Linked DNA regions of Homo sapiens: region 2 is linked to region 1. Evidence: read pairs that join two places in POLR2A ChIA-PET (ENCODE). Cell type or tissue: K562. All regions are shown on one strand.

Region 1 (4,000 bases):
TTTCATATTTTTAGTAGAGTCAGGGTTTTGCCATGTTGACTAGGCTGGTCTTGAACTCCTGACCTCAAGTGATCCGCCTGCCTTGGCCTCCCAAAGTGCTGGGATTACAGGCAGGAGCCACCGCACCTGGCCTCTCCTTCTGTTTAGACAGTCACATGATAGGGCTCAATATTGCTCAAAATGCTTATTGAATGCATTTGTGAACTTGGTAGATATTTATGAATTTTTATAGAAAAGGCTATAAAACAGTATATGCAATATCTTGTTTTTGTTGTGCATGTGTATTAACAGTTAAAAGTCTGTATAATACAGGCTGGGCGCCATGGCTAATGCCTGTAATCCCAGCCCTTTGCTGGGCCAAGGCAGGAGGATCGCTTGAGCCCAGGAGTTTGAGACCAGCCTGGGCAACAGCGTGAGACCCTGTCTCTACAAAAAATAAAATTAGCTAGGCATGGTGGCGCATGCTTGTAATCCCAGCTACTTGGGAGGCTGAGGTGGGAGGATCACTTGAGCCCGGGAGTTCAAGGTTGCAGTGAGCTATAGTTGTGCTACTGCACTCCAGCCTGGGCGACGAGCAAGACTCTATCTCTTAAAAAAAGTCCACATAGCCCAGGCGCGGTGGCTCATTCCTGTAATCCCAGCACTTTGGGAGGCCGAGGCGGGCAGATCACGAGGTCAGGAGATCGAGACCATCCTGGCTAACACGGTGAAACCCCGTCTCTACTAAAAATACAAAAAATTAGTCAGGCATAGTAGCGGGCACCTGTAGTCCCAGCTAGTCAGGAGGCTGAGGCAGGAGAATGGCATGAACCTGGGAGGCGGAGCTTGCAGTGAGCCAAGATTGCACCATTGCACTCCAGCCTGGGCAACAGAGCGAGACTCTGTCTCAAAAAGAAAAAAAAAAACGTCTACATAAGATACATACAGACTATTAACAGCAGTTCTCTCAGGAAAATGGGGTTGCATGTTTATGTTTCTATTTTTCTCCAAATTTATTATAAATAAAATATTTTTTTTATTGCCAATAAAAAAATGCAAGTCAACATCTGGACACAGTGGCTCATGTTATCCTAACACTTTGGGAGGATCACTGGAGCCCAGTAGTTTGAGACCAGCCTGGGCAATATAAAAAGGTTAGCTGGGTGCTGTGCATGCACCTGTAGTCTCAGCTACTGAGAAGGGCGAGGTGGGAGGATCCCTTGAGCCCAGAAGTTGGAGTCAGCAGTGAGCTCTGATTGTGCCACTGCACTCCAGCCTGGGTGACAAAGCAAGACCCTGTCTCTAAAAAAACACAGACACACACAAATCAAGGAGTTCCCAGGGCAAGGCCACCAATCCTATCTCTTTTCACAGTACCTTCTGCTCAGCTGGACTGGCTCAGCCCAGTAGGGCCTTCCGGGCAGTAGGGCTGGACTTCCAGCCCTTGGGAGACACCTGGGCCTCTGACCCCAGCCCCTCTGTTCACTGTTTTCCTCACTTTGGGTCTTTAACACAGGACTCCCCGCCACCCTCCCACCCTCTGAAAGCTGTTCCTATTGCTGTGGCTGATGAAGGAGAGTCTGAGTCAGAGGACGATGACCTGAAACCTCGAGGTAATGGCCCCCACAGCAGGGGAAGCTGATGGGCTGGGCTGGGGGCCCTCATCTGGAGGCTGGAAACCGCCAGAGTCTTGGTCTCTATTTGCACCTGCTATATGGGCAAGGAAGGATGGGGTGACGGATAAGCTGTTTAGCATGGTGGCTTCACCCCAGAAGTTGGCTGGCCTAGCTAAGGTTCTGGAGAGCTGGCTATCTTGTCCCCTCTCCCAGCTGGGTGACCCTGGGCAGGCCGACCCCTCTGCTGTATGGTCTGGACAGTGGGCCTGGCTGGGCGGAGGGGCAAAGGAGTTCATCTGTTTAAAACACTCAGGTAACCGCAGCTGTTGTGAGCAGGAACCACGTTAGTTTACTGGGAAGATTCCTGGGGTGGAACGCTTCCACCATGTCCTCTTCTTGGGTCTTGGGCAGTTGAGAGCCACACCTTTGTGCCAAATGTGACTTGCAAGGTTTCCTCGGTGGGGCAGGGTGCTCACCTGCTCCTCCCCGTTGTGTTTATTTCCCAGGCCTCACGGGCATGAAGAACCTCGGGAACTCCTGCTACATGAACGCTGCCCTGCAGGCCCTGTCCAATTGGTAGGTCGACACTTTGTCCGAGGGCCGAGAGCTGTCCCTGGCAAAGCCCCGGAAACAGCAGCAGTAGCAGCCCCCAGCCGGTTGCCCACAAACACATGTATAGGATGCACAGCAAAATGCCTGAAAGCATGTATACCCTTTGACCCAGCAATCCTCCCAGTCAGAATGTATCCTGAGGAGATAACCGGAGATGCTGGGGAAGTTGTACGTGCAAGGAGGCTCAGTGCTCTGTTGTTTACTGGAAATGATTTAAAGGCCCATCTGCAAGAGAGTATAAATTCTCATAGCCCTTGCAGCAAGTGCAGGAAAAATGGCACAAGACAACATGCATTGAAACAAGAAGGGGTTCAGAATCTGGTGAGTGGGGGAAAAAGGAGGTTATAAAGCATTGCATGGTACAATCCCGTTTTATGGGAGAAATGCGATTTTCCATTAAGGATAAGGCTGTGAGCTCCATGAGGCCAAGGATGTCTCCTGTGTCTGACGTGCTTCTCCTACCCAGTGGAGGTTAGAGATGCAGTATATGTATGCGGGAAGCAGAGAGGGAATGGGTACAAATGCGTAGAAAAGTCTGGAAGGCTATGTCCCAAAATGTTCCTAGTAACTATCCTCAGGTGGCAGGATGCAGGTCAATTATTGTTAATAATTGACCACACCCAGGCTGGGCGCAGTAGCCCACGCCTGTAATCCCAGCACTTTGGTAGGCCGAGGCAGATGGATCACCAGGTCAGGAGATAGAGACCATTCTGGCTAACATGGTGAAACCCTGTCTCTACTAAAAATACAAAAAACTAGCTGGACGTGGTGGCACGCACCTGTAGTCCCAGCTACTGGGGAGGCTGAGGCAGGAGAATCGCTTGAACCCGGGAGGCGGAGGTTGCAGTGAGCTGAGATCATGCCATTGCATTCCAGCCTGGGTGACAGAGCGAGACTCCGTCTCAAAAAAAAAAAGAAAAATTGACCGCACCCAATCCGTTTTAACTTTAATAACCTCTTTAAAGGCCCTGTCTTGGCTGGGCACCGTGGCTTACGCCTGTAATCCCAGCACTTTGGGAGGTCAAGGCAAGTGGATCGCCTGAGGTCAGGAGTTCAAGACCAGCCTGGCCAACTAGTAGAGCCTGTCTCTACTAAAAATACAAAAAAATTAGCCAGGCATTGTGGCATGTGCCTGTAATCCCAGCTACTCGGGAGGCTAAGGCAGGAGAAGCACTTGAACCCGGGAGGCAGAGGTTGCAATGAACCAAGATTGCACCACTGGACTCCAGCCTGGGCAACAGAGGGAGACTCTGTTTCAAAATAATAATAATAATAATAAAAAAATAAGGTAAGATAGATAAGATGAGATAAAATAAAAATGCCCTGTCTCTGGGAGTTAGGGCTTCGCAGATGAATTTTGGAGGATACAATTTTCTCATAACTGGTAGGAGCCTTCTAGTCACCTTCAGGAGTTTCTGGGTCCAGGGCCACTGTGCTCCCTGTGCGAGCACTCAGGGCTCCCCGCTATGCAGCCCTTTCTAAACTGCCGCATGCCTCATTTGCTCTCCTGACCTGGCTCTCTCTCCCCTGCACCCAGCCCGCCGCTGACTCAGTTCTTCTTGGAGTGTGGCGGCCTGGTGCGCACAGATAAGAAGCCAGCCCTGTGCAAGAGCTACCAGAAGCTGGTCTCTGAGGTCTGGCATAAGAAACGGTGAGCAGCTGCATCCCTAGCCTTGGGCGGTGTGTGGGGACTGGGGTTTCCTGTCAGCACCCATGATTGAGTACTTCCTGTGGATTCAGCCCCCAGCGAGGACTTGCCTCACTTTGTCCCGGGTAATGCTTGCAGCAAGCCT
Region 2 (4,000 bases), 1.6 Mb before region 1:
CTACCTTGGAGGTGAGGAAATGTGCAGGCGGCCCCTACAAACCCTTCAGTTCCATCCCCTGGCTTGGAGTGCTGGGTACTCTGATGTTCAGCAGCCAGTGACTGCTGGGGTAGTGTTCAGAGCTGGGCTGTCTGCCCAGTTGCTGCGTGAGTTTTGGCACTTGTTGCAGAAATGCCTTCAGCATCCAGGATTCCACGGCAGGGAGGGCTTCTCTGTGTTTCACTGGACGATGGGCCCCAGAGGAGGAGAGGAAAAAACTGGAGGTGGGAACTATAGATGGATGAAAAGAGCGGGGTGATCAGGGCCCAAGAAGATGGGGGTGTGAGGGGAGTGTAGCCTAGTGGTTAAGAACACAAGCTCAGCCGGGCGCAGTGGCTCACACCTGTAATCCCAGCACCGTGGGAGGCCGAGGTAAGTGGATCACCTGAGGTTGGGATTTCAAGACCAGCCTGACCAACATGGAGAAACTGTCTCTACTAAAAATATAAAATTAGCCAGGCATGGTGGCACATGTGTAATCCCAGCTATTTGGGTGGCTGAGGCAGGAGACTCGCTTGAACCCGGGAGGCAGAGGTTGTGGTGAGCTGAGATCATGCCATTGCACTCCAGCCTGGGCAACAGGAGCGAAACTCCATCTCAAAAAAAAAAAAAAAAAAAAAGGCCGGGCTCGCTGGCTCGCACTTGTATCCCAGCAGCACTTTGGGAGGCCGAGGCAGGTGGATGACAAGGTCAGGAGTTCAAGACCAGCCTGGCCAACGCAGTGAAACCCTGTCTCTACTGAAAATACAAAAATTAGCTAGGTGTGGTGGCACATGCCTGTAATCCCAGCTACTCAGGAGGCTGAGGCAGGAGAATCACTTGAACCCAGGAAACCAGGAAGCGGAGGTTACGGTGAGCCGAGATCACACCACTGTACTCCAGCCTGGGCGACAGAGCCAGACTCCATCTCAAAAAAAAAAAAAAGAAAGAAAAAGAACACAAGCTCTTAGTAGCGAGAATCAGCATGAGGCCTGTCACTTCCAGGTCATATGACCTGGAGCCAGTGGCCTATCCCTTTTTTTTTTTTTTTTTTTCGTTAGACTGGGTCTCACTGTGTCACCCAGGTTGGAGTGCAGTGGCGTGATCTCGGCTCCCTGCAACCTCCACCTCCCAGGTTCAAGTGATTCTAGTGCCTCAGCCTCCTGAGTAGCTGGGACTGCAGGCATCCACCACCACGCCCGGCTAATTTTTGTATTTTTAGTAGAGACAGGGTTTCACCATGTTGGCCAGGCTGGTCTTGAACTCCTGACCCCAAGTGATCCACCCACCTTGGCCTCCCAAAGTGCTGAGATTATAGGCTGAGCCACCGCACCTGGCATCCTTTTTGTTTATTCAGTGAACATTTACTGAGCAGCTGCTCTGTGCCCAGCACTCTACAGAGTGCTGAGGACACTTGGGTGAACCAGACAATTTAAAGTCTCTTGCTCTCATGTGGTTTGTTTTCCTGTTAGGGGTGGAGGAATGCCCAGGAAGTCAGTGGACTCAGCAGTTAATTACAAAATGTGTTAGGTGCTATGAAGGCGACAAAGGGCAGAGATGGGGAGAATATTGAGGTATGAACAGAGGGGCGGTGGGGGTAAGATAGGTGTTCAGGGGAGGCCTCTGAGGAGAACCCTTCCTCAGGAGAAAGGACCAGTCTTTGTGGAGAACAGAGGAGGAATAGCATCATGGAGGCTGCAGAGGGGCAAACTCGAGCAGTGGGCCATACTGAGGAGTCTGGAATGTTCAGCAGGCACAGCATACAATCAGCTTACATTTGAAGCAGATGAATCCAGCAGCTCTGTGTGGAGAATGGAATCGAGGAAGCTCTGTTTCATTCCTCTGCAAAATGGGGTGAGGGTCCAAGGAGTCCTTGTAGGTCCATTGTTGAATACAGTGGCTGGCACATGGCAGAGCTCCAGCGTGGCCAGGTGGGGCCCGTGGGGGACAGCCTGGAAGGAGTAGCAGGGAGCTTACCTTGGCCAGTTAGGCAAGGCACAAGTGTGGGGACTGGCTTGAAGCCAGAGGTGGTCCTGGGTGGGTCAGGGCAGTGACACTGGCTCGGGGCATTGGCTGTACTCCCTCCCACCTCTCCCCACTGCACATTCAGCCTGCCTTCCTTCCTTTCAGCTGTGATCCGAGGTGTCACCACCAAAGAGTTGTATCCAGAGTTTGGGCTGGACATGAATGACTGAGCAGGCTCATCGCCCCTTGTCCACAGCTCCCAGGGACAGAAGGGTGTGGACATGATAAACACTGAGAGCCCAACCAGCACACCTACAGAGTTTCCAGCGAGACAATGCCAGAAGCACTTTTCTAGAGAGCCCAAGCCCAATCAGGAGGAGGCTAGAGAAGAGGCGGGCAGGGAGGAAGGGGCGTTCCCAGCTCCAAGGTTCCTGAAATGTCGCAGTGATACTTGTGTAGGGGTACATGTACTTTATTTGTCAATAAACGTATCTGTACACTGATTCCCTCTTCTCCAATAGCCCCCGATAGTACCTGGGATAAAGAGAGCGTGCCTTTGATTAGAACAGGCTTACATGAGCCAGGCATTGTGCTAAGTGCTTTATATCCATTGTCTCTGATGCTTAAAATCATCCTGTGAGGAATTAGCATAATTATCCCCATCTTACAGATGAAGACGTTGAGGCTCAGAGAGGAGACAAAGTGACTTGCCCAAGGTCACACAGCTAGTAAGTGGCAGAACAGGGATTTGAGCTCAGGTCAGACTCAAGCTCGTGCTTTGCAATACTGCCTTTCTGGGCTGGGAAGAAGCAGGCAAGAGCTTAGAGTGGGCCAGGTGTGGTGGCTCATGCCTGTAATCCCAGCACTTTGGGAGGCTAAGGCAGGAGTTCACTTGAGGCCAGGAGTTCAAGACCAGCCTAGGCAATGAAGAGAGACCCCCCCCACCGACCCCCACCCCACTTTCTTTTTTTTTTTTTTGAGATGGAGTCTCACTCTGTCACCCAAGCTGGAGTGCAGTGGCACGATCTCAGCTCACTGCAACCTCTGCCTCCCAGGTTCAAGCAATTCTCCTGCCTCAGCCTCCCGAGTAGCTGGGACTACAGGAGCGTGCCACCACGCCCATGTTGGCCATGATGGTCTCAATCTCTTCACCTCGTGATCCACCTACCCCGGCCTCCCAAAGTGCTGGGATTACAGGCATGAGCCACCGTGCCCAGCCAAGAGACCCCCTTTTTGTTTAAAAATTATGTTCTGTGTTCCCAGAGGTAAATTTTTTTTTCTTGTTAAAAATAAATTTTGGCCGGGCACGGTGGCTCACGCCTGTAATCCCAGCACTTTGGGAGGCTGAGGCGGGAGGATCACGAGGTCAGGAGATCGAGACCATCCTGGCTGACACTGTGAAACCCCATCTCTACTAAAAATACAAAAAATTAGCCAGGCGTGGTGGTGGGTGCCTGTAGTCCCAGCTACTCGGGAGGCTGAGGCAAGAGAATCGCTTGAACTCGGGGGGCGGAAGTTGCAGTGAGCTGAAATTGCACCACCACACTCCAGCCTGGGCGGCGGAGCGAGACTCCGTCTCAAAAAAAAAATAAATAAAATAAAATAAAATAAATTTTGCCAGGCACGGTGGCTCACACCTGTAATCCCAGCACTTTGGAAGGCCGAGGAGGGTGGATCACCTGAGGTTGGGGTTCGAGACCAGCCTGACCAACATGGAGAAACCCCATCTCCACTAAAAATACAAAAAAAAGTGACCCGAGATCGCACCACTGGACTCCAGCCTGGGCGACAAGAGTGAAACTCCATCTCAAAAAAATAAAAAGGTAGCCGGGCGCGGTGGCTCAAGCCTGTAATCCCAGCACTTTAGGAGGCCAAGGCGGGCAGATCATGAGGTCAGGAGATCGAGACCATCCTGGCTAACACGGTGGAACCCGTCTCTACTAAAAAAAAATACAAAAAAATTAGCCAGGCGTGGTGGTGGGCGCCTGTAGTCCCAGCTACTCGGGAGGCTGAGGCA

The links. ChIA-PET counts read pairs that join two places held together with the same protein. Peaks named below come from ENCODE experiments on the same cell type or tissue, not always from the same donor. Only the 100,000 strongest peaks of a DNase experiment are listed, where the experiment ranks them.
Region 2: POLR2A ChIA-PET joins it to region 1 with 7 read pairs; 2 of 35 experiments call an interaction of 5 or more read pairs at or near these places.

Annotation. Positions count from the first base shown.
Region 1 is chr9:129,859,442-129,863,441 of GRCh38, forward strand. USP20 (ubiquitin specific peptidase 20) reads left to right here. Exons shown (of 26, transcript NM_001110303.4): 7 at 1,496-1,592; 8 at 2,102-2,171; 9 at 3,745-3,858. Among named protein-coding and RNA genes, the nearest start is that of MIR6855, 8.2 kb to the right of the region's middle. RefSeq lists an enhancer at 3,775-3,944. In K562, no CTCF peak of the experiment used is centred here; DNase peaks (open chromatin) are centred at 1,566 and 3,840.
Region 2 is chr9:128,286,504-128,290,503 of GRCh38, forward strand. It overlaps SWI5 (SWI5 homologous recombination repair protein), which reads left to right. Exons shown (of 5, transcript NM_001318089.2): 5 at 2,149-2,486. The coding sequence ends at 2,213. Among named protein-coding and RNA genes, the nearest start is that of SWI5, 12 kb to the left of the region's middle. In K562, no CTCF peak of the experiment used is centred here; a DNase peak (open chromatin) is centred at 2,289.